2 separate regions of the Mus musculus genome follow, and region 2 is linked to region 1. The links are chromatin loops, found by intact Hi-C in ENCODE. Cell type or tissue: heart. All regions are shown on one strand. Links, peaks and the distances in the headings refer to the core of each region. The heading gives the core; the rest is flanking DNA. Region 1 has its middle 20 kb from the start of Gm41584. Region 2 has its middle 28 kb from the start of Vegfa.

Region 1 (16,220 bases), core at 5,086-13,085:
GTGTGCCAGGCTCATTCCTGAGGAGAGAGTGGGAGAAGCCGGCGAGGGTGCTCAGGCAGGCACATCAGTCTCATCTGTAAGGCCAGCTACCTCAGATCCCAGTCCCTCTCCTTTCTCCTACCTCCCTTCTCTTTCCCCGGCCCTAGGACTATGTGTAAACGCAGGGTAAGTATCGTGCCCTAAAGCATGTCAGGCCTTGGCTGTCTCAAGGGTGGGAAACATGACTCCTGTGACCTGCCTGAACACAGCACTTGTGCCCTTTGGGTGCCAACACCCAACTATCCAGATTCAAATCTTCCTGTGCCCACTCAGGCAAGTTTCCTAACCTCTCTGGGCCTTGATTTACACATTCATAAAACCCGATGAAAGTTCTAATACCTACTTCCCAGAGTCTCTGGGACGATTAAGGTGGTAATTTACACGAAGTGTTTCACACCATTCCTGGCACATGGTAAGACCTCAGTAAATGTTACCTGCTATAATTATATTTTAAATGGGTTAAAATATTCCCAAAGCAATGTTTCATTAGACCTTGGATTTGTGACTAGGCCTCACGTTGACTCCTGCTCAGATCCAGGGGATTGTTCTTGGTCTACTACACATTTGCTTCTGTGTTGATTTATTCATTTGCCCACATAACACACTCATGTGAGTTGTGGGACTCATCACATCCCTCAAACCCCATAGAAAGGACATAGAGTCTCAGCTGTATGCAGCCTCACGTGAAGCTACAACTTCAAGCAATAAATTTCACCACAACCACCAGGCAAGGGGTGAGAGGATCATTTGGTTCTGGAGGAGAGGCTATGGTTCCCCCCAAGACCTCCCAGAGCATCCCCAAGTTCCTGCGTAGTGTTTGAGTGTCAAGGAGTAAGGGCAGGCAACACATCTGCCTCTTGATGTAGAAAAAGAAAAGCACATGGAGGTTTTCCGGTCAACGCCAAGGGCCTGAGCTGTTCGCATGGGTTTGCTTCAGTTGCTGATGCTGCATAACAAGCCACCCCTTAAAACTAGTAGCTTTAAACAATCATTATTTATTTGATCATAAGTCTGTAATTTGGACAGGGTGTAGCAAGGACAGCCTGGCTTTGCTCTGTAAGACCTTATCCTGGAAAGTTACATTGGTAAATTGCTTCACTCTTGGGCTGCCAAGGTGGTACAGGCTGGAGCGGAGTCTCTGTCTCGTCTGATATGGCCTCTCCTTGTGGCCAGGATGCTCGAGATTGACCCTTGGTTTCAGAGACTAAACATCTCAGAGTAAAAACTCAAGGAGACAAGCTAGGGCATAGTTCGGTTAGAAGGGTGCTTGCTTGCCACTCACAAAGCTGGAAATTCGATTCCCAACACCACATAGAACACATTGTGGTAGCACATACCTACAATGCCAGCACCTGGGAGGCAGAGGCAGGAGGATCAGGAGTTCGAGGCCATCTTTAACTATTAGTGAGTTCAAGGCCAGCCTGAACAACTTGAGATCCTGTCTCAGCAAAACCAAGTGAATTCCAAGAGGACAGGACCCATTTACTCAAGGACTTCCTGAGGCCTTGATTTCACCATACTTATTATGTTCCATTAGCTTTGGCAAGTCATAGACAAATCTAGGGTCATTGTGTAGGATGGGGCAACCTTACAAGGGTATGGATACTCTGATAGATGACGGATGGAGACCACCAAAGCTCATCAAAACATGGGATCCCGGGCCCAACCTATAACCAGATATATCTATGGAGGTCCCAGGATAACCATTCCATTGAGAGTCTTGCAACACTGTAGCAAAGAAACTCTAAAATACAGAGCAAGACAGGATAGATGCTCTCTCTTTCGCACAAATAATACAAGTAGGTGACATCATGAGGTGATGCAGTGGTTTAAGGATCTCAGGAGCCCAGGCCCCTTCAGTCTTGTGACTCTCTGCTCTTGTTAGCATTTTGTGTTCAGCTTTTATCATGCAGTCCAGAATGACGGTGTCAGTCTCTACTCTACCCTGGCCTTTGCATTCTTGCCAGTAAGAAAAGGCTATGCCATTGATGGGACCTAAACAGCTACATCTACATGACCCGCAGGAAAACGAAGGTTTTGGTGGAGAGCTTTGCATCCAACCTGCTACTGAGCTTTGTGAGGAGCTAGCTGGTTCACAGGGAGGAAGTACAATCTACCACTCCTGGCTTTATCAGCTTCCTTGGCCATGGGCAGTCCTGAGCGTCTCCAGGGTCTGGTGGAAGAGGGTACCATAAGAGGCTATCACAGTTCCAAAGAAGAATCTAAGAGTCCAGTTCTTAGCCAGAGTTCTATAGCCAAAGCCTCCAAGGGGCTGGGACCTAGCTGTGGATTGCAGAGGCCAAAATCAGAAGTGGCATAAACCTGAAACCTGGTTTCAGAGAGCACCTCCAACCACTCCCATCCACCCACTTCTACAGCTGTCAACAGCTGGCAGGAAGACTAGGCTCAGTGCAAAGCTATCTGCCTGTCAAACAAAAGTGGATCAGCTGGCTGCCTGACACATCTATGCCAATGCTGACTGCCCAAGACACATGTCTGTCCTGGTCTGGAGCCCTCAGTGTCTCTGTCAGATGTACAATTACTTTGTAGCTTGCTACTCCTCCACCCCCAGTTTTACTGTCTTTAATGGAAGGTATCCCGTTTAGTGTTAAAGTTGTAAGAGGTGCAGACACGAAAGCTCTGTCCCAGGGTCTTTGAAGTAAAAAGGTGTGGGCACAGTCATTCCAGAGCTGGGATAAGGTAAAGCCACCAAACAACAAAGAGAAGGCAGGGGCTATAACATCAGGTCCACAATGTAAGCTGCGTACTCAAACTCCTGAAAATGACTGGTTGGTCCGTTCCTAATGAGGAGCTTCAGAGGAGGGAGCAAGCTCAGATTCTCCTGCATAGACAGGGCCCTGCTGAACTGCATGTAAGTCCAAGTATTATGTCAGAAGCACTGGTAGGAAGCCGGTTAACTACCCCTCCCCACAGGCTGAAAGGACAAAGGACAAATAGGGAGCCTCCATCCTTCCTTCACCTGCAGGCCCCTCAGAATCCCATTCCTCCACACGACACGGACGCCCGGGGCATGTAAGGCTTGATCAGTGATGAAGCTTGTCTTGGAGAGAAGAAGGACACAGAAAAAAAAGGAACAGGGTTGGGGGGGGGGCGGGTGGCTCAGCTGGTGAGAGTGCTAGCCCAACAAGCCGCAAGACCTGAGTTCAATTCCCGGAGTCACATACTGGGTCAGATACAGTGGGTCAGCTAGCCTGGAGTAAGCCACACAGTAGCAGAAACAAGAGAGACTCTGCCCCAGTGGGGTGAGAAAACTGACCCCTGAACGTTGTCCTCTGACCTCCACACGCAGAACGTGGCTCGTGTGCATCTGCACACACAAACACATGCACATGCAAAAACACGCACAGATAAACAAAGTTAAAAACAACATATAAAGACATTTTCATTCCTACCAATAATCAAAGAAACACACACACACACATATAACATCTATATCAATTACTTTATCTTAAAAGAACTGGCAAGATAGCTCAGGGGTTAGGTTGCTTCCAAGTCTGACAGTCAGAGTTCAATCCCTGGAACCCACATGAAGGAAAGAGGAAACTGTCTCCTGGGAGTTGACCTCTGACTTCCACATGGGGGCCATGGTATATGTGTACATACATACATACATACATACATACATACATACATGCATGCATACACACAACAAATAAATAAATAGATAGGTAGGTAGATAGATAAATGTAGTAGAAAGTATGTGCGCGTGCGTGCGTGCGTGCGTGCGTGCGTGCGTGTGTGTGTGTGTGTGTGTGTGTGTGCATGTGTACATATGGAAATCAGAGGACAAATTGCAAGAGTGAGTTCTCCCTTTCTGCCACTAGGATTGAACTCAGATTTTTCAGTCTTGGTGGCAAGTGCCTTTACCTCTTGAGTAATCTAACTGGCCCTCAAAATATTTTTTTTTCTAGCAAAGTGCATGCTGGGACACCACGATAGTTGGCTCCTCAGCCCTTATGACTCTGTACCTCTTGGCTCTCCTACCTGTGCCTGCCCCATTATGGCTTTTTGGTTCAGTTGGCCCTTATTTGTAGGGTACCTACTCCTTATTCAGATGCTCCAGTCAGATTTCCCTCTGCATTATTTGAATCCAAAGACACAGAAAGGCCGGATGTGGTGCACGCCTTTAATCCCAGCACTTGGGAGGCAGAGACAGGTTTATTTCTGAGTTTGAGGCCAGCCTGGTCTACAAAGTGAGTTCCAGGACAGCCAGGGCTACAGAGAAACCCTGTCTCGAAAAACCAAAACCCAACCAACCAACCAAACAAACAACAAAAAACCAAAAAACGAAAAAAACAAAAACAAAGACACAGAAAGGAGGGACTAGAGCAGTTGTTGTGAGTCTGAGATATCCCTCCCTAGGAGCACTGGTATCCATCAGGAAAATCTGTGTGAAATGGCAGCCGGCACCTACCAGTTACTGTCTGTACCTTTGATCTCATTTAGTCTTTTGTGTCTCATTCTTTTCATCTGCAAAATAGGGATAATGATGACTTTGGTTTCATGGCGTGGGTGGAAAAATTACCTGGTCGAGGACCTGGAACAAAGTAAGGCCTCAGAAACGGTGAGCAGACAGGATGGGGGTGGGCGAAAAGGGAGTGGGAAGAGTCTGGGCTGTAACTCAGCTCAATTCCCAGTGCTGCAGAGGTGCGAGCCTGTGATTTCAGCCCGTGGGAGGCAGAGGAGGGCAGAGGCAGAGGCTGAGGGCAGAGGCTGAGGGCAGAGGCAGAGGCAGAGGCAGAGGCAGAGGCAGAGGCAGAGGCAGAGGCAGAGGCAGAGGCAGAGGCAGAGGCAGAGGCAGAGGCAGAGGCAGAGGCAGAGGCAGAGGCAGAGGCAGAGGCAGAGGCAGAGGCAGAGGCAGAGGCAGAGGCAGAGGCAGAGGCAGAGGCAGAGGCAGAGGCTGAGGCTGAGGCTGAGGCTGAGGGCAGAGGAAGAGGACCAGAGGTTCAAGGTCATCTTTAGGTATAAAGTGAGTACCACCCAGTCTGGGATGCATGAGAACTAAGTCTCAAAAGGAAAAATAAGAGAGCCAGGAGAGGGGAGGAGGGGAAGCAGAAGAGAAAAGGAAGGCCCGGGGCTGGAGGCAGCGCCTGTTGGCGCCCTGCTCTGATTTCCCTGAAGCCTGTTTGGCTCAGGCATGAGCTGTATCTTTATATTACACCCTCCCTTGCGAACTTCTGAAGCAATTTGGCAAGCCACATCAAATAGCACCGACACAGCCTAACCCGCCAGCCCAAGCACTTATCTTACAGAAATAATTAATAAGAAGGAAAAAGCCACATGCCCGAAGATGTCCATGGAAGCCTTATTTAAAAGAAGGGCAAATTGGAAGCCCTCAAAGGTCCAGCAATTAGGGAACAGAAAGGGTCTGAGATGGAATATTACGCAGCCATTAAAATGGCAAATGCGAGGCTACACGGTAACATCAAATATTTATGAAATAACCGGTGGTGGAAGCAAAATACGAAACTGCAGCAGACTAATTACACTGGGTTTTTAAAATGTGGATGTGCGCAAACAGGGCTGAAGGGGATTGCTGGACAAAAGCAACCTTTTTCTTTGGCTCTCTCCACTCTGAAGCTCTTCAGAGGGAAGGGTCCATTTCCCGAATGCCCCCAAGGCATCCCAATCTAAGGACGGAGAAAGCTGAGTGCCACAGCCTCTTCTTGCCAGCCTTCACCCGCCTCTCTGGGGAAAGGATGTTCAGGACAGGCTGCTGGTATTTTTAGTCAGGCCTCTTGCAGTCCAGTGCTCTGGGGGTAAAAATAGCTGGGGTGGAAGGCACTGCGCTAACTCTGCCGCTCTCTGCCCCCACCTCCACCCTGGACCAGGCGCCTCCCGGTCTTGGAGCCACGGCTTTCCACTGCCTGACCCTGGCTCTACCCCATCTCTGAGGTCTCAGTGGCCAAGAAAGAATGCTCTGGTCTGATATGTCTTGCCTTGGCCAGCCCACGAGAGCCAAGCTCTCCATTTTACAGATAAATATACTGAGACCAGCTAGAAGAAGCCTGCTAGGAAGCAGAGGGCCAAAGAATCCCGTGTCCACTCAACCCCACCCTCTCCAGGCCCGTTTATCCCTGCCTTCTCAGCCGATGCCTCTCACTCATAGCGGGAAGAGTCCCAAGGGATGCCCGCTCTCATAAGCACAGAGGCAGAAGGGGACCAAGGACTGGAAATCGTGCAATGTACACTCAGCTCTTGGTCTGTGGTTTGTTGGCTGTGGGATTGGGACAAGTCACCTTCTGCTCCGAGCTGCAATTTGTCTATAAAACCAAGGAGCTGGCCAAGACCAGCTCTTGTGAGTTTTTGCCTGTTTTTTTTTTCTTCTTCTTCTTTTCTTTTTTTCTTTTTCTCAATACTCTGAACCTCTGATTGTCTTACGTCTATCTCCAGTGCTGGGATTAAAGACTCGTGTTCCCACACCCAGTTTGCTTAGCGCTGAGGATCCAACCCAGGCCTTCTTGCACACTGAATAAGAAAGAGATCTCTCAACTGAGCAGCGAGAGCTCTACCACCCAGCCAGCCCCCGCCCCCACCGTCTTTCTGAATCAATGAACTGGATCCTGGAAGCTTTCCTCATCTTTATCTATTACATCAGCCCTGCCACCTTCCTTGGAACCTGCCAGAGAGACTCTGGGTTCTCAGACTCCATGGGGACACCCATTAGGGATAATCTGTGACTGGTGCTGCCTCTCAGGCAAACTTCCTCCAGTTCCAGGCTCGCTTCTAAGTGTCTCCCATCTGCTGGGGCACCTTCTTAAGGAATGCTTGCTAATTTTAACACTAGCTGAAGCCAGATTTAAGTAAATATGCTAGCAAAAATAAATCCTACAAGTGAGTTGAAGGCAAAATGTACTAGGCTCGAGGCTGCCTGAAGCCTGTCGCTCCCTGCTACTCTGACTGTGTGAAGTTACCCTGCATGGAAGTCCCTGAATGCACCCTCTGGCCAGTAACCTCTTAAAGCCCAGCCTGCTCTACCTCGTGTGTGTGTGTGTGTGTGTGTGTGTGTGTGTGTGTGTGTGTGTACTCACACATGCACATGTGCATGCACATACATGCACGTGAGCGTATGTGCATGTGGAGACCAGAAGTTCATATCAAGTGTCTTCCCCAATCACTCTATACTTTATAGTATTGAGTCAAGGTCTCTCACTGAACTTGGAGTTCTCTGATTAGCTAGACTGGCTGGCTGCAAGCTCCAGGTCTCCTCCTGTCTCTGTTCCCCTCCATGCTGGGATTATAGGAACATACAGCCACACACAGCTTTTTACGTGGGTGCTAAGGCCCTAAACCCAGGCCCACTACCTCTCCTGTGCCTCCAGCCTCACCTCTAAATGCCTCCCTGTGGGGACTAAATTTCAACATGAGTTTGGCGTGGATGCTTAAGCAACAGCAGCCCCCAACTACTTTGGTCACTGCAAATCACCTGCTTGTAACACATGTCAGGCATGGCCTTCCTTGGACCTAAGAGTTCAACCCTTAAACTCAACCAGAATTATCTGAGGGTTATAAGCTCCCAACTCTCAGAGCAAAGGCCTGGGTTGGGAGGCCACAACCCCAGAACCAGTTAAGATGTTCAACCAGTGACTCTCATCTCCCTCGCCTGTCCAGTCTTCTGGAACACAAATATTAAGTGTGTGCATGTATCCATGCATGCAGGCAGACATATGTGTCTGGCATACTTGTATCATGTGGTTTCTCTGGGCACCTCCAGCATGGGTTCCTAGCCCTGATGAGCCTGCAATGTTAAGGGCGTCCCACCCAGCTCTTCCCAATACTACAAACATGCTTCTGCAGATCTCACCTGGTCCCATGTTGAGTCACAGCCTCCGACTCAAGTGTCAGATCTCTGCCCTTAGCTGGCACTTTCTCAAAAGTGCTTGGAAACACACATTATCTCGGCCACGGACAGCTCCTCATTAGTAAAATGGGCAAACGGATCAGCACTAAATAAAGGCAGCATATTTGATAGACAAAACACAGATCCCAGGCAGGGACACTAATCCTGGAAGTCCCCGGGGCCATGGGAATGGTAGGCCCGGATCAAGGACTCAGAGAGCTGTGAGTCAGAGCTAGGCAGGCTCGGGAGCAGCAGAGAGACCATGGAAGGAGAGTGCACTGTGAGATGGTGTTGCTCCCCATGTGATGCTAAGAACTACTCACTCCCCTCGGGGAGGAGGGTGGGTCCAGGGAACTCCCAGGAGAGTGTCTTCTCTTGTTGTTCCCACTTCTGGAAGCCAGAGGCACAGCTGTCCACTTGACCTGGCACAAAGGTGCAGGAGGACTACACTGATCTTTCAGTGGTTAAGGGCACTGTTGCCCTTGCCGAGGACCAGAAGCCAGCTCCCAACACTCACATGGGGGCTGTGACTGTCTGGACCTCCAGCCCCAAGGAAGCTGATGCCTTTGGTCTTCTCCTACATCTGTGCTCAAAAGCACATATCCACAGAAAGACAAATGTGCATGTACGCACATACGTGCCAGTGTGTGAGCACACTCATACACACACACACACACACACACACACACACACACACAACTTTAAAAATCTCTTTTTAAAAAAATGCATGAGGGAGGCTGGGTGTGGTGTCACACACCTTTAATCCCAGCATTTGGGAGGCAGAAGCAGGCTTATCTCTGTGAGTTCAAGGTCAACCTTGTCTATAAAGCAACTCTAGGACAGCCAGAGCTGTTTCCTGGGCTTCCCTGTAACCTGAGCTCTGTGACAGTTCACACTGATTGCCATCTTAACCAGGATCTAAAATCACCCAGGAGACAAGCCACTGGGTGTTGTCAGTACGGGGGTTTTTGATGGGGTTCACTGAGGTAGGAAGATCCATGAACATGGACGGCAGGTACCACCCTGGGGGTTGGGGTCCTAGACTAAAGAAAAAAGAAAATGGGGTGAGGGCCAGTATTTGTTTCTGTTTCCTGAACGTGTGTGTGCGAGGTGACCAGAGTTCTCAAGCTCCTGCTGCCGTGCTGTCCCTGCTGTGACAGGCCACACTGTCAACTGTGGGCCAAATAAACTCTGAAGCCATGGTTGCCAGATGAAGCACTGTGACAACTAATACAGGCTCAGCTCCCCAGAGCTGCCCCCCAGGCCTCTCTGAGTCCCCCGTGAAAGGCAGGTGGCTCTAAAACTACATTTATACAGTGTGTAAGCAGAGAAAGTTATCCTGTGCTGTGGGTTAGAAGAAACAGCTTAGAGTAGAAGCTCAGGTCCTGCCTTCATTTGCTGCCTGCCTCTACTTCCCCATCTGCAAAATGAACCACTCATTGCCCTTTCTAGGCCCACTTAACTGACTGACCTCGGCTTCCCTGAAACTCAGTCTCTTTGCTCATGAGACGGTCAAGTAGATCACCATCTCTTCTGCATCTCTAGGCTTGGAGAAGACCAAGGTTCTGAAGTCTGCCAAAGCGAGTTGAAAATTAGATCACAGAAAGGCACGAAAGGCCTGTTATGAGGACAGCAGGTGTACTCCCCGAGGTGGGGAAGGGGTTGGGGGGGGGGGGCAGGGAGCGCGAGGTTGAAGACTTACAAAGCCACGTGGACTCGGGTGTCTCTGCTTGTTCACAGCGACCTTCTGTTCTAACAAGCCCCGTTGCAGGCTTCTGCATTACAACACTTCCTCCCCATTTGATCTTGAGAACAGTCAGCTAGTCAGTCAGTTATGGCTACTGCCCACACAAAGTGGTAGTACTGCCCCAACCTACAAGCTCAGTGGAAGGGCTTACGTCCAGGGCCGTTCCCTGCGGGATAAAGGATGGACTTTAGGAGGCCACACTGTTCGTACAAGCTGTAGATGCTGGCCAACCTTCAGCTTCTCTCCCTGTCCCTCCACGCTCCTCTACCTATAGGAATGGCCAATACAGATGGCTGCTTTCATGTCCCAGGGGATCAAAGGGTTGGCTGTAGCTTGGGAAGAAAGACATGCTCCTGAAAGCCACCTGAGCAGGTGGGCACAAAGCACTTCCACGCTTGCCCTCTGCAGCCAGCCTGGAGCCCCTCCCACCAGGACGCGCATGCGCACTGGTTGGCCTCCTGCCACGCCTCCCACGATCCCCCCCCCCCCCAGCATCCCCTACCACCACGTGAGTGCACATTACAGGGCAAGACACAGGAGCTTGAAGCCCTGCTTGAAGCACGTTCCTCTTCACTTTGGTTAAGTAATTTGTCTGTGGAACGTGTTGTCCCCGCTGGGTTAAGACACCGTCATGTCTCAGAATAATAAGAGGAAAAAGACAAAGACTCAGAGAGAGAATGGCAGGGAAACAGATAGTACTTGAGGCAGAGGAAAGGTCGGACACCAGGAGAAAGGCAGGCAGATAGGGGACAGACAGACAGGGAGACATGGCTGACCACGAGGGAAACAAAAACAGCCAGAGGCTGGAGAGAAGCAGAGAGACAATGAGGAGGTTGATGAGGCATGACAGCAGATTGCTTTTGTTTTTCGAGACAGGGTTTCTCTGTGTACCAGAGCCCTGGCTGTCCTGGAACTCACTGTGTAGACCAGGCTTGGCTTCGAACTCACAAAGATCCCTTGCCTCTGCCTCCTGAGTGCTGGAATTAAAGGCGTGTACCACCATACCAGCCTCTGTACATAAAATGTTGAAAGGACTGGAAACACAAAGAGAATGAGGGAGCAGAAAGAAGAGGGACATTTGAGTGCTGTGGAAACGGACCACACAGCGGCAGAGGGCTTTTCTGAGCTTGCTGCCTGCCCAAGGCTTTGGGAAGAGGCCTGCTAACACACCTGAGTCTTCCCACCACACGGCCAGGCTTCTGGTTCTCCTCAGATAATGTTTCCTTTCTAGGTTCGGTCCTACCCTTTTGGGTCTCACAACCCTCAGGCCGGAAGGGGTACCCAGCTTCATCTGGGACAAAGACCAAGAGCTAGAAGACCCGAAGTAAGGAAGTCTTGGGGTACCTCTACCTGCAGCCCCTAGACTTCGGCTGACTGTGAAGTCTGTGACACAGCCTGGGGCTGAGAGCCTGAGGGGAGCCTGGCAGGCAGTGGGTTGCTTCCAAGATGCGTTTTCTATGCCAGTCCTCCCCCCGCCCCCCTCAGGGCATGACCAATCACTGCTGTTGGTCCCCAGACTCCCTGACCCCTACCCCTACCCACTTCAACCCCCCCCAACATATCTTTCACCACCGTGGATTGAAAGGAGTTAGATCCTGCTCTGCCCTGTCACTACATGGCAAAGTGTCATAAGCGATTGATGCTTTCCCCCCTCTGAGCCTCCTCTTCTGGGAAACTGTCTCTCCTAAAGCCTTGGAGGATGGCTGTGAGCATAGGCTCATATAGTCCTGCCTATGTTCCCAGCACAACAGAAGCACAGGACAAAGGAGAGGCGGTGACAGTCCTTACTGTAGCTGTGGCCAGGGCAGGGACAGTGGAGTAAGAATTCTGGCCTGAGATGATTTATAGGGACTTGGTCACACTTACGAAAGTGAGAGGATGCCTGGCCCACCATGACCTACTCCGCCCACATCCAGCAAGACCCTGACCAGCAGGTAGTCTACCAGGTCTGACAGGCATAGCACTGGCTCACAACACTCTCAGAGGCCCATGAAACATTTCAACTTATTTTGGAGTCAGAAGGAAAAGCTGATTGGTCAAGTCAAATAAGTGTTTTTATATAAAGTATAGATATATTTGTCCTTATTCCAATGCAGTTGCAAAATGTTATTTTGGATATATATATATATATACTTTTTATTAATTAATTAAAACAAACAAACCAATCAAAACCACGAGTAGAGTTCCAGAACAGGTTTTGGGATAACTCATGTTCTCACCAGCCATTCTCGATCACCGGTGAGGACAGATGACATGAACTGGTGGTGGCTGTAATAGGTTTGGTCCAGGACAGATGGGACAAATCCCATCTATGTCTCTATGGAGAAGAGAGTCAAGAGAAGGGATACAGTGGAGATACAAGCAGGAGAAGATACAGCAGGAGAGCTGGAGCTACTGCGGTCCTCTAGCCAAACAGTGTGCACCCTAAAGACCTCTACTCACCACAGCGGGCCTTGCTCTGAAAGACATGCCTGTCCCCAGGAAGCCCTAGCCTGGGGGAGACACAGCCACCTCGTGGAGTTCAGATACCACAAAAGTATAACAACTTAAAGGGAATACCTCCTTGTGTCCCACAAGTGGCCAGGTAGTTTGCTGTATGGCTATAGAGGAACCAAAGATGCTCTTAGCTGGTAGAAGGAGGAAGACATCTCAGCAGTGAAGACATCTCCCCCCTAGAAGACAGGGGAGGGGTGGAGCTGGGTACCAGAGTGGAAAGACTCTAGCACTGCTATCAGAGAAGGCCTGATGGACAGAGAGGATTGGTGGCTTCGGCATGGCAAGATCTCAGATGATCTAGTTGGTCTCTAGGCATCGAGCTCATACCTGGCTCCCCTATACTGTGGCTATCCCTGGGACATCTCTGTCAGAGTTTCACAGGGACAGAGGAGTCATTCCTGGTGTGGTCAGGTAACCACATGACCCAGGTCCCCCCCCCCCCCCTTCCCCCTCTTCCCAGGCCTGCTGCCGCCAGCCAGGCCCCCTGCAGAATTAAATGACCATATTGGAAATAGCAAAGTAAACACCAATAGGTAATGTGCAAATTAAAGTCTTTTCTCCCAGGTCCCTTATTTATAGACCTGAGCTCAGTAGCCACACCCTCCTGGGCACCTGCCTCACCAGCCTGTTCCAAGGACATGGCTTTCTTCCCAGTAGAGGTGGGGGCATGGTTCTAAGGCCTAGTCACCTCCAACACTTGGTGTCCCTAAGGCCATGTTGGGAACCACCCATGTGGCCACACTTAAGCTGCTTAAGGGTCTGGGCGGGGGGAGGGGGGCGGTCAATGACTGTTTAACTTGGTTCAGAAAAGATACTTAAGAGGAGTAGAGGTAGTGTCTGATATCGGTACAAGAAGCTTTCGTCCACACACGCGTGTTGTTGCTCTTGAGGTACCTGACAGGAGGGAAGCATGAAGCTAGTTGTTCATCTAAGTGTTCTGTCCTGTAACCTACTCCATCTTCCCTTCCTCTGTACAGGTAGGAATGCTGAGGTGCAGGATACAGATAAGACTAATGCCAAAGTCCCATCACGGCCGTAAAGCCACGGTTCTCCTGTCTGCCAACACAAGGCCGCCTCTCCATGGTTTCTCCAACCAAAAGACTCGTTCACAGCCTCATGCTTGCCTGTCTGGTATTTGGTCAGTCTCCAGTGTTTTCCCACCAGAGTACGTGCCAGCCTTCATGTAAGGACATCTCAGCTCCACTCCTTGAGCAGCATCAGGCAGGTAGGCCAGCTCAGACTGGAGACAAGAAGATGTCCAAACCCTTACCTGGCACCCAGTTTCCCAGGCCTGTCTGTACACCCTTATCCAGACCAGGCCACACAGGCCCAGGTCCTGGGACAGAGCATAGGTCCAAGTAAAGAGGTCCGATAGAGAGGACCCTGACCTTAGCTTACTGGTGTAGTGCTCTAACGGAGAGCAGAAGGCCACAGATGGTTAGCCACAAGAGGGACGATGCCAGGCCAGGGCCAGGAAACCACACTCTGCCCAGTTTGCTCATCTCACCAAACCTGGGAAGGCTGTCACCACGTTGGCAGTGGGGAGGCAGGAACAGAAGCTGTGGGCTTGGCCAGAGGGCAGCCGGGAAGCAGCAGCCGCCACACTTTGTAAGGAAGGTGAAGGGCTCGCCAGAGCCTTCCACGATCGGCCAAGCAGCCACATGTCCAAGAGCAGTTTCCAGTTGGAAGCCAAGGCATACCACCGCCCTGACCCTTCACAAATATCCCCAGCCACTAGGCAAACACTGAGTACTAAAATAGCCCCTGTCCTCAGCAGGTTGACTCGAATCACTGGCAGGGGCAGGTGGCCCAGAGTGTGGGCTCAGCCCATCCCCTGCCACACGGACACCTGTCAGCGTGCCTTGCCTTATCACGTGGTAAGGAGCTAAGGTGAGGAGAAGGCTCCAACAAGGTCAGCACCAGACAGAAGCTGGGCCTGGGAGGCCCTGCCCTTCCATCCCCTGCTGTGTCACCTTGAAAAGGTCACTCTCCTTCTCTCAGGGTCAGTTCCTCCCTTTGCACGATTGGGTTAGCACCCTGTCTTAGCAGATTGTGGGAGCATATGTGGATGCCAAGGACAGAGGCCCCAGTGAGTCCAGTGGACCCAGCTCTTCACCAATTCGTTAGGCCTCACGGTGAGACAATGAAGCAGTTCGCAGCACAAACTCCATCTTAGAGTTTTGGAAACTGAGGCAACACAGGGTTTGGGTGTCTGCCCAAAGTCACACCTAATGAGTGGTTGAAGTAGGACTTGGACGCCATCAGTCTGACTCCAGAACTCTAACCACAGCAGACACCACACAACGTGAAAGTGGAAAGGGGTGGTATGTGTCATTCCTGCACGCCCCCCACCTCCCAAGAACCTGCCACTCCTTAAAGATATTCTACTGAAAGCCATAGGTCAGGGTGAAGGGGGCAGTCCCTTCTGTCCCCTCTGTGTCTATCCCTCCCCAGGGAAGCCAGGAGAGCTGGGAAAGCCACAGTCCAGCCCACGGGGTAACTGATGTGTGAAGTGTGCCCTGGTCACAGCACTGGGTGGTATAGGGGCAGCAGGCTGCCAGCAATGTGGTCCTCAGCCCACGCGCTGTCTGGCTGTCCAGGGGGTGGGATGGGGCACCCATAAATAGCAGGCCTCTCACTGGTGTTGGGAATAGAAACCCAATCCAAACAGTGTGGTGACTTGGGGCTTTCCAGACCAGCCACAACCCCCAGGGGCCTGGAGGCACTTGAGGGCCCCCTTCTCTTCCTGTACTCCCACCTCAGGTCATCTGCAGAGAAATCTCACCTGGCCCCAATCCAGAAGCCTTCACAACACAAGAACACCAGAGTAGACAGGAAAAAACAGGTGGTGTATACTGAACACATATTAGGCGCCCCATACTGGACTGGGTACATTACATGGATTATATCAGTGAACTTTACCACAGTTTGATGAGCTAAGCCTGTAGCCCTGTCCATTTTACAGAGGGGAAAGTCAAGGCTTGGGAAGATAAAGTAATGAAACTGAGATTACACAGGAAGAAAAAAAGAAGAGGAGGAGGAAGGGGAGGAGGAAGAAGGAGGAGGAGGAGGAGGAGGAGGAGGAGGAGGAGGAGAAGAAGAGAGGAGAAGAAGAAGAGAAAGAAGAAGAAGAAGAAGAAGAAGAAGAAGAAGAAGAAGAAGAAGAAGAAGAAGAAGAAGAAGAAGAAGAAGAGGAAGAAGAAGAAGAAGAAGAAGAGGAAAAGAAGTAAGAAGATTTGCCAGACCTGGCTGCTAAGCATGTCACCCTTTCCTGGGTCTATGATGTACCAATCACCCCAAGTCCTGCCCTTGTGGTTGTCTTAAATTTGAGGGAGGCCTAAGATCCAAGGAAAAGACAGTAACATCTCAAGTGTGGAAGGCTCAGGCTTTGGAGACCATGTAGAACTTGGAGCTGTTCCTCCCTCAGGATAGAACCCTGGGCGGCAAGGAGCCCCAGAGCCCCACCAGGGATTATCTGCTGACAGCCAGTTTGGCACCTCAAAAGTGATATCTCTGTTCCTGAGCACCCTTGGTTCTTCAGGGAGTCTGGTAGGACATGGAGGTGTGGGGGGATCCCCAGAGACATTGAAAGAGGTCACAGAGGGACTCAAAAACAGCACTCTACCTCCTTATTCCAAGGCTTTCCTAGGATTCTAAGGCCCAGAGAGGAAGCTTGTGATCAGCTGTTACTTCCTGAGATCTTACCGGGCTTAGATGCCATCTCTTTCCATGTGGACCTCCCCAAACTCAATTTATGGGTTTGTCTGTTCATGGTGACTATCCCCGGGGCATTTATGAGCACAGTTTTGCTGGCCTTCTCCTTCCAGGATATATCACCAGTGGCCAAACCTGGCTAACCACCTACTGTCTCTCAGTTCTTGGAAAGACAAGACTCAGTGACAGCTGGGGGCATGGATGCGGAGAGCGCTAGTAAAGGGTTTCCACGATGTCCTGGGAGGACATGGGTGGGAAGAATTCGCTATCATGACCCTCAAGTATTCCTGGAGGAGGGCCAGGGAGGCATTGAAATGGCCTGGTAGTCTAGGTACCAGGTAGTTTAGCTGGCAGGGAAAAGCC
Region 2 (16,220 bases), core at 4,621-12,620, 98 kb after region 1:
TCACCCATCAATCCAAACACCCATCTGTCCATATCTACCTACTCATCCAACCATCCATCACCACCTGCTCATCCCACTAACCCAGAGAGCCATTCATGTATGTATCCACAAACACGCACCCACCCCTCTACTTATTTATTTGCACCCAACCACCCACCTATCTATGATCCATCCATTCCTCCATCCAGTGAAACAAACATTATGAAAAGACAGGCCCTGAGAATATGTTGGCAAATGAACACCATCTTTCTCTCAGCGTCCCTTGGGCTTTACTGGATAGCCAGCATCTAAGCTCAGGTGGCCATGCAATCTGAGATAATACCTGAAAACTATATCTCACCAGTCAGAAATAGTAATGAGGAATGCCTCAAGATGGTCAGTCTTACAGGATCTGCCCCAACCCAAACACACCCCAAAATCTGCCAGCATCGCTTCTCCCGGAACAACAAGTGCTGGGGATGCGGAGGGAGGGAGGAAGGAGCTTGCGTGAAGCAGAAGACACCTGGAAGGTAGACAAGGTTAATGGTGACCTGTTGTTTTTCTAGGCTCTTAGTGACCTCACCTTTGACCAACAATTTCCTGGCACTCACTCAGTCTGCCAAAGGGGAAGGGGGTTGGCGGCGGCGGCAAAGAGACTCCAAGAGGAAGGTAAACAGCAGGTGAGGCCAAAGGTGGCCTTAGAAGACAAGGGGCACATTCCAAAAAGTCTCCCAGGCCTGAGGCCTGCAGTAAAGCCCAAAGTCCAGTGGAGAACACACACCTGCACTGCAGTCGTAGACAGTGCTATAAATACTCCGTTGTTCAGGGATTACCCACCCAGAGGATGCCTTCCCCTTGGAGAATGTCTCTCCCTCCCCCAACCCCCATCCCTTCCCCAGTTCTCACTCCAGCAACCCCAAGAGCCCCTAGTGCAGCAGGTCTGTGAGCAGCTGAGGAGTCTGACATGGACACCATCGTTTCTCTCAGCACCCACAGCCTGCTTTAGAGTCAGCACAACCTACTGACAGGAGCCACCTCGGCACCCCTCATAGGGAGGAAGAGTGGAGGCGGCAGCCAGCCTCGGTGGGTTGTCATCCTGCTGGACTCTTCAAAGGGAAGGCCTGGGATCCCTCAGCCAACAGTGTGCCTCTGCTCTCCCTGCTGCACACGGGCATCACGGCCTGCGGAGTCACCATAGAACAGAGGTGCACAGGCCTACCAAATGGCCGTAACATTCACGTCGTAAAGGCAGCCAGATCTTCCTGCAGGTCACCCCCCCTCCTTGTAAGGGATGAAGACCCACAGGGACATGAAAACACGGAGAACTGGGGCCTGTCTCTGCTCACCCTCATCTCTTTGATTACTCTTCTTATGGGGTCAGCCTAGCCTGCTACATATGAGCTCTTCAGTATTGGGGGACACACATCCCTTAGGGATCCCATGAAAACTAAAGACATCATCCCCAAAAAATATGTTCATTCGTATACTGATGAGACCACAGACGGTCTCAGGGCTCTGTGTGTTCCAGGCCAAACAGCTGAAAGAGAGAGACAGAGAGAGAGAGAGAGAGAGAGAGAGAGAGAGAGAGAGAGAGAGAGAGAGAGTTGTCGCAATCATTCAGTTATGCTTCTAGGGTATTATAGACTGAACTTCCAAACCTAACCTTACCCAGAATCTTCCAGAGCCCTCTCCCCGAGGCTCTAGAAGAAATAAGCAGGTGACCTGAACCTTCCTGGAAAAGTCCTTTTTGCTACTTGCCCCTCCCCCACCCACCCCCAGCCTTTCTCCTCCTTCTCAACTGCTGCCCACAGCTGGGTCCGGAGCTGGTCTTTGAAAGTCAAACAGAATCGTAGAGAGCATCTGTACATCTCTTTATCTTTTCTGACAAGAACCGTAAATGGAGTTAGGTATGCTGACTTGCTTAAAGTCTCTGAGATAATCAGAACAGCAGCCAGGTGGCCTGTCCTGACTCCATCCCAGGAAGTGTGCAATTGGCCTACTGTGCATCCCTGCAGTGCCTCACTAGGGAGAGAAGGGGCCACCAGGGCTAAGTGAGCTTTAATTACATTGGCCGAGCATGCCGAATAGCCTTGGAGTTAAGAGTGCAAACAAGGTCACCAAGGTCCTGATTATGTAAGACGCTGTGAATCTCCAGAAACTCTGATGCAGAGTTGGAGCATTCATTCATTCGTTCAATCAATCAATGATTACTGAGCCCCACCCCATGGGGACAAACAGTCAGGACAATCACCCAGACAAGCTTCCTGCCGCCCAGAAATCCCAAAGGAAGAAAGACAAATCAAGCCTTGCTAGAGATAAATACCACAGGGAGAGTGACTGAGAACTTAGTGATGTCGTATTCTTAAAAGAAGATTTATTCTCTTCCCACTGTACCTCAGTGTGTGTGTGTGTGTGTGTGTGTGTGTGTGTGTGTGAGAGAGAGAGAGAGAGAGAGAGAGAGAGAGAGAGAGAGAGAGAGGTGTGCAGGTGTCCACAGAAGCTAAAAGAGACATTGGTTCTCCTGGAGCTGGAGTTACAGGCAGTTTTAAGCTGCCTGATGTGGGTGCTGGAAACAGAACTCAGGACTTCTGGAAAAGCGGTAAGGTCTCTCTCCAGCCCCTGGTGGTGCCATACTGTGGGGATGAGGATGCACAAGGAAGGTCTCTTTTAACTCCTTCTAAAAAGAACAGAACACAATAAACAAAACAAAGAAAAGCTGGGTGATGGTGATGACGGTGCCAATCCCAGCACAGGTATTAAAGGGACAGGGGCGGGGATGGGGCAAAGGCAGGGGGGCAGGCAGATCTCTGTGAGTTCAAGGCCAGCCTGGCCTACAGAGCTAGTTCCAGGACAGCACACAAAGAAATCCTGTCTCAAGATACCAAATAAATACATAAATACAAACGTAAGTACGTACGTTAGTAAGTAAGCAAGAGTATAGAGGCGGTATCCATGCAAAAGTGTGGAGGCAGAATGTTCCAGAAGAAAAGAATAACAAGTTCAAAGTCCCTAAGGCAGATAGATGTGAAACTGATTTGTTCCAGGAAGCAGAGCTGCGCATGGGCAGGGAGTGAGGGGCCCTCAAGCAGGGCAAGGCGAAGGCAAGGGTGAGGGTGGGCTGGCCTGGCCGTGTGACAGATGAAGGCTGGCTCTGTGCTAAGTGAGAGAGGAACCAAATCTCTGGAAGTTTGGAAAAGGCAGGTTTGGAGTATTTGTTCACTTAGTTGTGTGTTTAACAAATATTTACTGTCCTTCTGTCAGTCACCCCAACCAGGTTTGGTGGCACCAGTGCCTGATTTGGGGATCATAAGCTGAAAGGTAGTCTGGACTGTGTAAAGAGAACATCTCAAACAACAATGCAAAACTCGAAAGACAATCACCCAATGTTCAGATTCTCTAGGCATCCTTGGAGAAGGACGGTCTGTCCTGAAGTTAAAAGAAGTCCAATGCTGTCAGTCTGTCATGACTGCTGGGTGGCACAAAGACCAGCCAAACCAGAGGGAAGCATGGAAGCCATAGAACCCAGGACAGACAGACAGATGGTAGCAGGAGAAGAACAGGGCATCTACCTATGTATGTATGTATGTATGTATGTATGTATGTATGTATGTATGTATGTATCTATCTATCTATCTATCTATCTATCTATCTATCCAACTATGTATATATTGATAGATCTATCTATCTGTCTGTCTATGTCTTGATTGATCTATCTATCTATTGATTGATCTATCTATATATCATGTATTCATCATCAATCCACCTATCAGCTCTCTATCTATAATCTATCCATCCATCATCTATCTATCTATCCATCTGTATATTATATATCTTTCTATCGTCCATTATCTATCTATCTTTCTGTCATCTTTCTATCTATCCACCTATTATCGATCTATCTATCATCTACCCACCCATCGTCTATCTATCCATCTATCCATCCACCATTCCCATCTATGCATCATTTATCTGCCCATCCATCTATTATCTATCATCTATCTATCCATCCATCTATTACCTATCATCTGTCTATCTATCTATCTATCTATCTATCTATCTATCATCTATCCATTCATCTACCTATTAGCTATCTAACTATTAGACAAGAGTATTTGAGAACATGCCTCATGTAACTTGTCTCAAATTTTCTATGTAGCTGAGGATGGCCTTGAACTTCTGATCCTCCTGCCGCCACCTCCTGATTGCTGGGATGGCAGGAACCATCTTTGGAATTATTTTTGAAGTAGAGAAAACCCAGGGAATGCAGGTGACTTTTCTTATAGAGGAAAGAACCAAAGGAACACTCCCCATGAAAGAAATGCTCCTCATGAAAAGAGTTCTCCCTGTGGAAGGAGTGCTCCCCGTGAGAGGAGTGTGCTCCCTGTGAAAGCTGCATCCTCTACTACCATGCAGACGATGGTGCCATTGACAGGTTCCAGAGAGCCATGGGTGCTGGAGGGACACCAGCTCTGACAAGCTGCCCTTGATAAGAAAGCTCTACACATGTGTGTGTGTGCATGTGCGCACACACACACCATTTTTTTTTTTTTAGCTATAGGTCTAAAGAGATGACTCAATGAGTAAACTACCTGCCTCAAAAGCATGAGAACCTGAGTTCAGAACCCAACACACACATAGAAGCTGGGCATGACTATAACCATACCCTTGGGGTAAGGGAGTTAGAGCCTAACAAATCCCTGGAGCACACTGTCCGGAGCATGTAGCCAATCAGCGGTGCTGGCTTCAGTGTGAGACAGAGTGGGTGCTTGGATCTGGCCGTGCTTGCCTGTAATCCCAGCACTATGGAGGCTTTGATCAGCCTGGTCTACGGAGTGAGTTCCAGTCCAGCCAGGGCTACATAATGAGATGCTGTCTTTAAAGGGAGGTGGGAGAGAAAGGGGAGCCAGAGAGATGACTTAACCAGGGGTTAAGAGAACACTGGCTGCTCTTCCAAAGGACCTGGGTTCAATTCCCAGCATCCACACGGCAGCTCACAGCTGTCTGTGACCCCAGTTTCAGGGACTCAATCTACTCTCACACAGACACACATGCAGACCAAACACCAAGACACATAAAATTAAAATTATTTTAAAAAAATATGGAGAGTAAGAACAGAAGACACTTAATCTTGACCTTTACCCTCCACATACATGTACACATGTGTACCTGCAGTCATACATACATGTGCACATACACACAACTGAAAAGAATTCAAAGGAGGCTGAAATGAGGAAGAAAATGTGCCAGTGGGGAGCAGTCCCAGGTACAGTGCTTTGGCTTTGGGCTCTGCAGCCCACGTGCAGCCGGCTGGGCCTCTCCTTTGCACAGAGAGCCACCGGTGTGGCCAGGGAGAAAGCCCAGGAGATACCTATTCTTGTACTCCCGTAGACTCCTGCCTGCGTGTCTTCTGAGCAGCAAACGATCCACACTACAGAATTTTGGTATGGTTTCTTTTTTAACTCAAGGAACAATTTCTTCTTCTTGGAAGAAAAGTCCCAGCTGGGATCATGTGCAGAACCGCTTCCCAACACTATATTCTGCATTGGTCGTAGGCATTAGGCCCTGCAGACAAGCTTCTGCCGGGCCCCTGCAACTCAGGATAACACGGAGAATCTGTCTGTTGGCAGTCACAGAGGGACTATGCTGGGCAAAACCAACCTCTTCTCCCAGGGCCACCTCCTGCGAGGGTCCTACCTGTGGAGTTGATTTTTCTCATCAACCTGACACAGCCTACAGCCACCAGGAAAAGGGAGGCTCATTGAGGAATTGCCTAGACCAGATTGGCCTGTGGCATGTCTGGGGGCATCATCTTGCCTGCTAATTGATATAGAAGAACTCAGCCTACTGTGGGCAGTGTCATCCTTCAACAAACAGTCCAGAGCTGTATAAGAAAGCACAAGCCAGGGAGCAGCCAGGGATCCAGTAGGCAAGCAGCATCCTTCTGTGATCCCTACTCTGACTTTGCTCAAGGATGAGGGGCTGCAACCTGGAAGTGCAAGATGAAATAAACCCTTTCCTTCCCTAAGTTGCCTTTGATCATAGAGCTTGCCACAACAGCAGAAAGCAGCAAGGACATCACATAGGAACTTCCAGCCCTAACCCTCTTTGGGCTTCTGCTAGTCCTGGCCCCATGTCTGCTGCTTTCCGGGGCCTCTCTGACCCTTCCAGCCAGGCCCTCCCTCTCTTTGGTCCTTCTCCACCCCACACTACCCCAATGCTGGGACTAGAACAATGTCCTTGCACATGCTGGATGAGAGCAGGCCACCCTCTACCATAACCCTCTTCATATTTGGATACGGAGTATCACTAAGTTGCCAAAGCTCACATGGAACTCAGTCTTCAAACAGGCCAACCTTGAATTTACAATCCTGCTTCAGCCTCCTGAGTTACTGGGATTACAGGCCTGTTCCTACAAGGTCCAGAAGAAGGACCATCGGGGACAAAGAGTATTTACTCACAGGACAAACTGACTGACCGCTGTGGAGTTTAGATGTATCTGATACATGCAAGCCGTGGCTTGCACACATATACACACATGCACACACGCATGCACATGTGCACACACACTCAAGCACGAGCATAGATGTGCCCAGGGTCAGCCTCACTCTAAGGTGACATGTGAGCAAATACTTGAAGATGAGGAAATAGGTCCTGCAGATACACATAGAACATCCTAGGCCAAGGGAAACAGTGTGCAAAGATCCTGGGGCAGGAGCATGGCAGCTGCCTGTAGACTGGACTTGTTGCTCTTGGAAGGGATCATGTTGGGGGTCTTGAGATCACCATTATAAGAATTTAGCTTTTTCCTCCCGGAGGAGGGGGGACAAGAAAAATCACCAGGATTTGAGATATAAGGTGACCCAATGTGACTCTCCCATTCTTCATGATAGGAAGTGATAAGACACAGGTAGCTATCTAAGGAGGGATGACAGCAAGGTCTAGCTAGGCTGGGCTGGGAGCACAGGGATGGGGGATGCTCCTCTTTTTCCCGTCTGCCAGATAGGGCCGAGCCTTCTGAGGTCTAGGCCTCTCTCCCCGCTCCCCTCCACTCCCTGGCTTTCTCCCCATCTCCATTCCTGCTTGTCCCAGCTCTCCATTTGCCTTCAGCTTCACCCCACAGAGTGGGACGGCCCCAGTTTTCAAGCACTCTCAGAAAAAAAAAAAAAAGTGAACTGGACGGAAAGAAGTCACTGGGCCTGCCAAGAGGAGAGATGCAGATTACAGTGTCTGGTCCCAGCGGCTCACCCTGTAATCATCCTGGGTTGCAGGTGGACGGGACCTTAGGCCACGCCCCTGCAGGGCCAACACTGGCTCTGCTCCCAGCACCATCCTGATGCCTCACCTCAAGCAAGGAGGAGGCAGAGGACATTGTGGAGGCTCCAGCCCGGGCTCCAATGCTCTCCCATGTGAGAGCAGCTGAAAGGGATCTCCCGGGGTGTTAAAGTTTCCATCACTTCCAACAGGAAATGATGCCGTCCAGGACACACAGGGGATTTGAACCCAGGATGTTGACCGTATGCAAGATGCTGTTTCTTCCAGGTCAGGTCTGGGAATCAACCAGTAGGACAAGGCTTTGCACTCTCTACCTGAACCAATGTGAGAAAAAAAAAATGCTTTTCCACGGTGGTGACCTTAGCCCTGTATGTCTGAGGAGGACGTTTGGTCAGGACAATGTCTTCCCACTTGCAGGAGGAACAGCCCAGCTAGACCATTTGTCATAGCTCTGGCAGATAGGCAAGCTTGTGCTGTTTGTCACCCCACTCCAGCCTGCAAATAGTTCTTCCCGTTCTCTAGGAACAAAAGCTCCGTGTCAGCTTCCTGGGTCACCTGTCTGTCCGGGAACAGATCTGGCTGCCTTCCGCTGTCACGTGCCACGCGTGGCTGTGGCCTCCAGCACCTGAGTCATCTGTGACTCATTGCCCTCTACCCTTGGCTCAAGAGGGATGGGCCAAGTGGACTCAGCCCTGAATGGGATAAGACCAGCCTGATGTCCCTGGTGCAGACCTGGCCTTCCCTTCCCCCACAGTCAGATATAAGAAGAGCAGATCTCTCAAGGTAAAACTCACGTGAACGCACAGCTTCCTACCGAGCACCTAGTACAGATGTACCCACCCATCACTGCATGCCTTGGGTACCTGCCACCCACGCATGTGGGATGTGTTAGATGACCCCACATCCCAAGTCTTCAAAAGTCCCGCCTACCAGGGTGGGGCTGAACTCTGTTACCTCTGTCACTGGCCATGTGACCACACACACACACACACACTCTCTCTCTCTCTCTCTCTCTCTCTCTCTCTCTCTCTCTCTCTCTCTCTGGGCCTCCATCCTCCCTGATCTGCAACTCAAATTGCTAAAATCCTTTCTAGTCCTTAATCTAAACTGAGGCTTATTTAAATTATACTTATTTATATATATGTGTGTGTGCATGTGTATGTGTGCATACATGTGCTTGCTTGCACTCAAGAGAGAATGAGCACACGTGTACGTGCGCGCGTACACACACACACACACACACACACACACGCTTGTGCAGTTCTCTCCTATTATGTGGGTTGTGGGATCAAATTCAGATCATCAGACTTAGTGAGAACTGGTACCTTTACCCACTAAGCCATCTCTCCGCCCCTAAGCAGGGATTTTAATAAGGTGTTTACACACCCGTAATCTGTCAGGGACAATAAACCCAGGAACGTGATGGCAGAAGGGAAGTAGAGAGCGAAAGATGGAAGCATCCGCCCTCCACCCTTAGATATCACCACTCCTCCAAAACCAACCAAACAGTCTGGGGACGTGTCCCCCACCTCCCCACCCCCAGGGACATTACCACACATCTAACTGCAGTCAGGCAGCACAGGGCAAAGAGATCGGGGTCCTGGAAGACGTTTCGCCAAGGCAGGGTCCCACTAGAGCAACCACCTCCTGGGACAGACCAAGATGAAGTTCCACTGGGGCCACCTGACTGGGCTTCTTGAGGACAGGGCCTTTTGATGTGGACTCCCTAAAGATGGGGGTAAGTCTCCCTCAGACCAGGGTTCCCTAAGACAGGCTATGTCCCCACAGCAGACTCTCACAGTAAAAAGGGAACCCCTGGTCCATTTAGCCAGTCCCCAGAGCTCATGCTCTGTACTGTCTCCTCTGTCTCTCAGGAAGGGGTTAAGGCCCTCCCAGGGTGCAAGGCAGTTGAGAAAGCTAGGGAGGGAGTGTGTTTCTCCACTTGGCCTCAGTACTGGTTTCTCAATCCAGTGTGATTACTGGTAAAGCCAGACTGGCGCAGCCAGGCAGGCTCCTGAAGCCTAGAACCTTCTCCTCCTGTTGCAGCAGCCCAGACTGGCGCCTGGAGGCCCTCACCCGTGAGGGTCCAGCCCAAGAAGAATGAAAGCACAGAAGCCACAGCGCGGAACAGAAAGCCAGGTCTCATCTTAGAAAGGCTCCAGAGATGAGGGTACCCAGGGGTCTGCACCTAAGGGTACATGGAGAACTTTCAGAATCCTGCGTTAGGGTTTACATCGTCCCCGTCACCAAGATACTGTCTTTCAGATTTTTATCTGACAATAGCCTTTGTGAAAAACACATTTCATATGCAACCTAGACACACTCCTGCCACAACCGTTTCCAGACACAATACTGAGCCTTACTCTTTCCAGGTTCTCAGAGACTCTTCTATTCAGCTTGCTTTCACCTTTAAGAGAAACTATACCATAAGCCAATGGTAGCGGCACACGCCTTTAATCCCAGCACTAGGGAGTCAGAGGCAGGTGGCTCTCTCTGAGTTCGAGGACAGCCTGATTTACTGCATGAGTTACAAGGCAGCCAGGGCTAAAGAAGTGCACCCCCGTTGCCTGTCTATAATCTCCACATTCAAGAAGCTTGGGCATGGGGAGCTAGAGTTTGAAGCTTGGGCTCCACGGCAAGCTACAGTTTCACAAAAGGAAGAGAGGATGGAGAGGACCGTGGTAGTTACAAACTTCTAACTTAACTTCCTGACCCACCAACACATCACTGTTGGCAATTTGGGAATCGCTACCCTCAAGATCAGCAGGCTAGACAGACTGTCGTTATACAACAGTGGCACTGTGGCCCAGAAAGCAGATAAGCATTCTCAAAGATCACAGGGCTCAGGAGGCATGCATGCTTCCTGGGGAAGTAGTTCACTGTAAGTTAACAGAGCTTAAGAACTTTTCAAGATGGAGGACTGTGGAGTCAGAAGCACACTGGTCCGTGGGTGCCCTGAAGCACCTCAGGGTACACAGGGAAGGCATGTCAGGCAGAGGATGTGCTGGTTTGAGGGGTAACAGACTCCATGCTGAGGAAACTTCCAGTCTAAAGAGGCCCTGCCACTGCCCTCAGAACTCCTGGTTGGTCTCAGATCTCTTGTGCAGGCGGTAGTTGAAGCCATACCTAGAATAGGGACTGCCTGCATTGTCTGTACTGGGAACTTCACTGCATGGCAGGGTGTTGGGGGGTGGGGGATGTGTGCATCAAAGAGTCTGAGAAATTTACCTCAGGAGAAGGTCTAGGCATTGCCACCAGGAACCAGGAGCATTGCTAGACAAAGCACAGGCTGCTCGGTTAAGCTTGAATTTCAGACAATGAACTGGGCACTCTGGTGGTTTTATTTGCTTTATCTGGCAAGCTACCTCTGGGACCTTCCCTCTTCAGACCCGGAAGGGTCAGCTGCTTACAGAGCCCCAAGGCCCAGGTAGGACCAAGAGACATACAAGGAACTCAGGTCACATGTGAGGAAGAACTTTCTAGATACTCGGTATTGATCCAGGGTGTGGTAAGACAGAATGAAGGTCTCTGGGACTGACCCCCAGGCCCCAACCTCCACGGAACAACACTGAGATCATAGATGGACCCTGGTCAGGTAGCCGTCCCCTCTAGTCTAAAACAGGAAGAAACAAGGCCTACCACTGGGTAAAGCCACAGGGGGCTTTTGAATGGATATGTGATGGCAATTAAGGGTACAAATGGCCACTTTGCCCCTTCTATCAGCCATAGCTGGACACTTGAGATAGGCCAGCCTTCCTGGGATTCTCCTATAAGACAACTGTCAGAGGCCAACGCTCCACTGGCATCTGGGGTCCATGGTGGAAGAAGGGCACCAGTTTCTCCTCAGTCATGGGTCTGGAAGGCTTGGCAGTGTGAAACTTACCTTCCCTTCTCCCCATGACTCTCCCTGTTCTTCAGTCACCCTCCAGTCAGGCTTTTACAGTGGTTGCTGTATGAGGTGATGCTCAGGGTATGAGCAGGGTAGCCAAAGCCAGGAGGAAAACCCAACAATATATAGGCAGTAAACCCCTCCCTTAGTCTAGGAAGAGCTGTATTATATAAGAACGCCATCATGGAAGAGACTCAGTTGCGGATCAGGGACCCGGTACCAGGCCCCCAATGGCCTCTCATCACTGACTAATGAGTCCCATTTCTCCGAGTGTTGTTTCTGCCCAGGCATTTGTCACATCATGAGAGCAAAGCATCTAGACTTGAGCCACTTCAGGTTCTTTAGGCCAGCCTTCAGGAGGCAAGGGCAATGCACCCTTACCTCGGGGAGCAAGGATGGCAGACACAGCATAACCAGGCGGCTCTGTGGACCCAGACGGAAGGAGCCAGCCAAGATCCATTTATTCAATCACTCGTTCACCTACCCGTTCATTTACCTATCCATCTATCTAGTCTACAGAAGCAGTGTTAACTGAGCCCCTCCTGTGCAGCTTTTAGCCCAAGACTTCATGCTCGCTAGGCAAGCACAACTCTACAGCTAACACTACCAAGCCACCCCTCGTTTTGTTTTCTTCTATTTGGGGTTTTTGTTTTGTTTTGGGTTTCTTTTCCAGGGGCAGGGTGCATTTTGAGACAGGTCCTTGCTATATAGCCCAGGCTAGCCTCCAAGGCTTTGTGTAACCCAGGTTGGCCTGAAACTCTAATTCCTCTTGCCTCAGCCTCATGAATGCTGAGACTACAGACAAGCGCTGCCATTCCTGGCTCTGAACTTCTTCATGTTTTCTCTCTAATTGAATCCACACCTACATTTAGGAGGTAGTTAGCATCATATCAATTATACACAGTGACACAAGGAGGCCCAGAGAGGTCTACCAATTTTCCCAAGGTCACACAGTCAGAAAAATTCTGTGTAGCTTAAATGTCTCCCTCTTCATCCCCCTCTCCCTCTTCCTTTCCCTCCCCCCTCTCTCCACTCTCTCTCTATTCATATTCTGTGTGTCTGTGTGTGTCTGTCTGTCTGTGTGTGTATGTGTTTTGTTTTTTGAGACAGAGCTTCTCTGTGTAGCTGTCCTGTGTCCTAGATCTCCTTTTGTAGACCAGGCTGGCCTTGAACTCAGAAATCCGCCTGCTTCTGCCTCCCCAGTGCTGGGATTAAGGGTGTGCGCCACCACTGTCTAGCTTTTAAATTCTTTCCTCACTCTAAATTCATCCCCATGTCCCGCAGGTCAGCATCCTCTTGGGCCACATGTGTTTGTGTTTTCATCTCTGGAACTGGAACACTATTGTGTAAGTCTAGTGTTAGGAAGAGTGATCCTGAGCACACGAAATGCTAAGAAGTGGGTGTCATGGCGCCTGTTTTACAGATGAGGAAGGACAGAGTCAGAAAGGAAGTTTTGCCTTAAGACAAACTTGAGACTGTGGTTGGGGATTTGGGACCTCAGAATCCAGAAATAGCAGCCAGGATTTGAACTTGGGCAGTCAGGTGAGCAGGGCCAGAGTGCCCCTCACCTTATCAGTTCAGTCCCTTCCAGATAGAGGGTTATTAATAGCCACGAGGTGTTTGTTAGCAAGCAGTCAGCAACTCCCAGAGGGCGGCATGGGGTCATGAGACTTCAGCCAGGTCAGCCCCCACCCCCAGCCCCATGGGGGCTCGTCCAAGAAGTTGGCTCCCAGCTGGGCCCCATCCTGCCCCTGGGAGCCCTTACTCAACCAGGCAGCCACCCCGTGACTAGGAAGAATGACCCCTGTCACACTTGTGTGCTTGCGAGCTCGTGCGAATGTGCTCATGTGGAAGATCCATGACCAGAGAAGTCTTGTGGTGAGAGGGAGGATAGCTCTGGAGGGTGTCTGCTAGAGGCAGGCCTACCCAACAGACCCAGCCTCAGGGGTTCAGAAGGCCTGGCATTCAGGCAGCCAAGAGACAGGGCAGACCTGGGGAGGAAACCTGAGAGAGGGACCTTCATACTTCCCTCAGAGTAATGTGCCTGCTCCCTCTCAGGAGACAACCACTGCTAAAGTTTAGGGAAAGCCTTCTCCCCAACCCAGATCTCGAGGTCTTCCCTACACGTGCCACAAGCTTGTTCCCCAGCTCCCAGACCCTGAAAGATATAAGAGAAGCTTCGGAACAGTCACCCTTGTGGGCTTCCACGTCGACCCCTGGAATGTCTGCTAACCCAGGCCACAAGAGATTCTTCCCAGATCTAGCACTATAAGTAAGGGTGAACACAGGGTCTCTCCGTTAGGGTGGGCACTCCTGAAGTGCAGTGGGCTTCTTTGTTTGTTCATTAATTCCATGTACACTCACACCAGCCCATCTTGTGCCCGGCATCCCTGTGAGGAGAACTCGCTCCATCTCTTCTTTCCCCTCTCTTCAGTCCTTGCTTTTCTGCCATCCTGGGCTCCAGGGTTCAACCCACTCTGGCTTGGCTCCCTCCCTAGCAAGAAGACTGTGCACTCACAAAGATGGCAGTCAAACCCAGTGAGACTATTCGTGTTGAGAAAGAAAGTGAGAAAAACAAACAACCCAAATGTAATAAAGTGGTACTCAGAAGAAGAGAAGCATCGTCATGGGAACGAGGACAATGTAATGACAGTGTCCACAGGAGTCACATGCCCATCACTTCATCCCCCGAGGCTCTACAGCATAAGTGCTATTGTATCCACTTTCTAGATTTATTCCCTGTAACCAAGGCTCAGGGAAATAAATTACTCAGCTGCAGTCTCAAGATTCCTGCCTGAGTCAGAAGTCTCAGTGGGACTTAGAGTGACCTGAACTGGACTCTGGGTGGCACTCTGCAGAGCATCTGAGGCAAGGTCCCTGGGGGCCAGTCTTCTCCGGGCATCACTGGGGTACATCCGGGCCAGGATAGCTCCAGCAGCTCTGGGTGAGATGGGTTGTAAGTGTGTGGTCTTTCCACCGGAAGCCTGAGGAGATGACAAGTGAAGTCCTCAGACCTTAGAAGGAACAGGTGAAGAGCCAGGAAGTGGGCACTTGCTGGCATCTGCCCTGCTTGGAAGCCAGAGGGAGAACCTTCAGGGGAAGTGTGAAGAAATAGCAAAGCCGGTGCGGTGCATGGCTTGGGGCAAATGCAGAGAATACCCCGTGGGGACTGTGAATGTGTGAGAGATGGAAGGACAGATGGGGCTGTAAGCTCTGAAAGGACACCTTTGGCACTGGGACATGCATCGATGCCCAAGGCCTTCCACAGAGGCCACACGAAGACCAGCTGGTACTTTCTCCAAACTAACTTATGTCTCTTCTTATTTCTTTCTCTTTTTATCTATCTATCTGCCTGTCTGTAGGTAGATCAGTAGGTATATACATACATACACATACATACATACATACATACACATACATACATACATACACATACATACATACATACATACATACATACACACACACACACACACACACACACATACATACATACATACATACATACATACATACATACATACATACATACATAGGTATCTTGAGACAAGGTCTAAGAAGCTATGGCTGTCTTGGAACTCAGTATCTAGACCAGGCTGGCCTAGATCTGGCATAGACCTGTCTGTCTCTGCCTCCCACATACAGTTTGTACCTTTTTTGTTTATTTCTTTTTGCCATCCTGGGGATCAAATCCAGGATTAAGCACAGGCTATGTAAGTGCTCTACCACGGAGCCACATCCCCAAACCTCTGGTTTTCATCTTAATGGTCAAAGAAGTATCTGGTGGTGGCTGCTTCTCCTCTCTCACACAAACAGTTCTGTGAGACCAGGAGCATCCGCTAGACAAGGCACTTACCCCGCTTACATCAGGGAACCTCTTCCTCTCACAACAGATGAGCGCCCCAAAGTTTTTGAAAAAAAAATCTTCACATCCAAAGCATTAATCAATCAGGACCCTGTGTGGGTCTGAGCTAGATCCTCTGGATATAACGTGCGGTTGTGAAACTTAGTGTTCTTGTGGAGTGCTTAACCGAGGGAGTGGGGGGGGGGGGTCTTTGACTCTTGCCTGCTCTGGGGACCCTTCTCCTCTTACTGGGCTGCCTCTTCCAACCTTGAAATAAGGGTTTGTGCCTAGTCATGCTGTAACTTGCTAGGCCATGTTTGGTGGAGCTTCCTGCTCTTTTCTGAAGGGAAATGGAGGAGGAGAGGATCTGGGGACAGGTGAGGGAGGAGGGAGGGACTGGAAGGAGAGGAGGAAGGGGAAACTGCAGTCTAGACATAATATATAAGAGAAGAATAAATAGGTAGGTAGGTAGGTAGGTAGGTAGGTAGGTAGGTAGGTAGGTGGACGGACAGACGGACAGACAGACAGACAGACAGACAGACAGACAGACAGACAGACAGACAGACAGACAGATAGATAGATAGATAGATAGATAGATAGATAGACAGATAGATAGACAGATAGATAGACAGATGGATAGACAGATGGATAGATAGACAGATAGATAGACAGACAGACAGATAATCAGGTAATCTTTGGATCCAGCCCTTCCATCCTGGAGAGGAAGACCCATGCCCAGCTTTGCTCCTAAAGATGCTCTTGCTCAATCCAAATTCTTTCCCATCGGAATCACTTCTGTTCTTCCCCCACATCCCCACTGTCCATTCTCCCCCAAGCTGTCTTTGTCTTGCATTTCCCAAGTCCAGGCAGATTATAAATATTTACTGTTTCCTCTCCTGGCCACACGTAATCCCCATCCTGACAGATAACGTCCTGTGGACGCAGCTGAACAATCTCGCAGTGACTGAAGGCAGCCTGGTGGGGCCTTCCGAGGGTTGCTTTGCTTAGCCTTCATCTTTCGGCTAGCATAAGCAAAGGCTGCTAGATCCCATGAGTTCTCTTTCAGTACCAAGGCACAGCACACTTGGCCAGCCCTCAAAGTGCTGGAGTATGGATAGGAAAGATCCGCAGCCTCTTCCTGAAGCTTGCTCGGTCTTTTCTCCCTGGCTCTTCTCATCCTCGGCCTGTAGGTGAGACCCGTGTTCTTTTGGATAGACATCACTAGAGCCATTACAC

What was found. Peaks named below come from ENCODE experiments on the same cell type or tissue, not always from the same donor. Only the 100,000 strongest peaks of a DNase experiment are listed, where the experiment ranks them.
Region 2: it touches region 1 in a loop (1.8-fold over the local background); 3 of 42 quality-filtered maps call a loop at or near these places.

What each region holds. Positions count from the first base shown.
Region 1 is chr17:45,897,661-45,913,880 of GRCm38, forward strand. No RefSeq gene overlaps it. Among named protein-coding and RNA genes, the nearest start is that of Gm41584, 20 kb to the left of the region's middle. In heart, for the core only: no CTCF peak of the experiment used is centred there; DNase peaks (open chromatin) are centred at 5,781 and 8,181; H3K27ac peaks cover 2,024 bases.
Region 2 is chr17:45,996,497-46,012,716 of GRCm38, forward strand. No RefSeq gene overlaps it. Among named protein-coding and RNA genes, the nearest start is that of Vegfa, 28 kb to the right of the region's middle. In heart, for the core only: no CTCF peak of the experiment used is centred there; DNase peaks (open chromatin) are centred at 7,375 and 7,825; H3K27ac peaks cover 1,563 bases.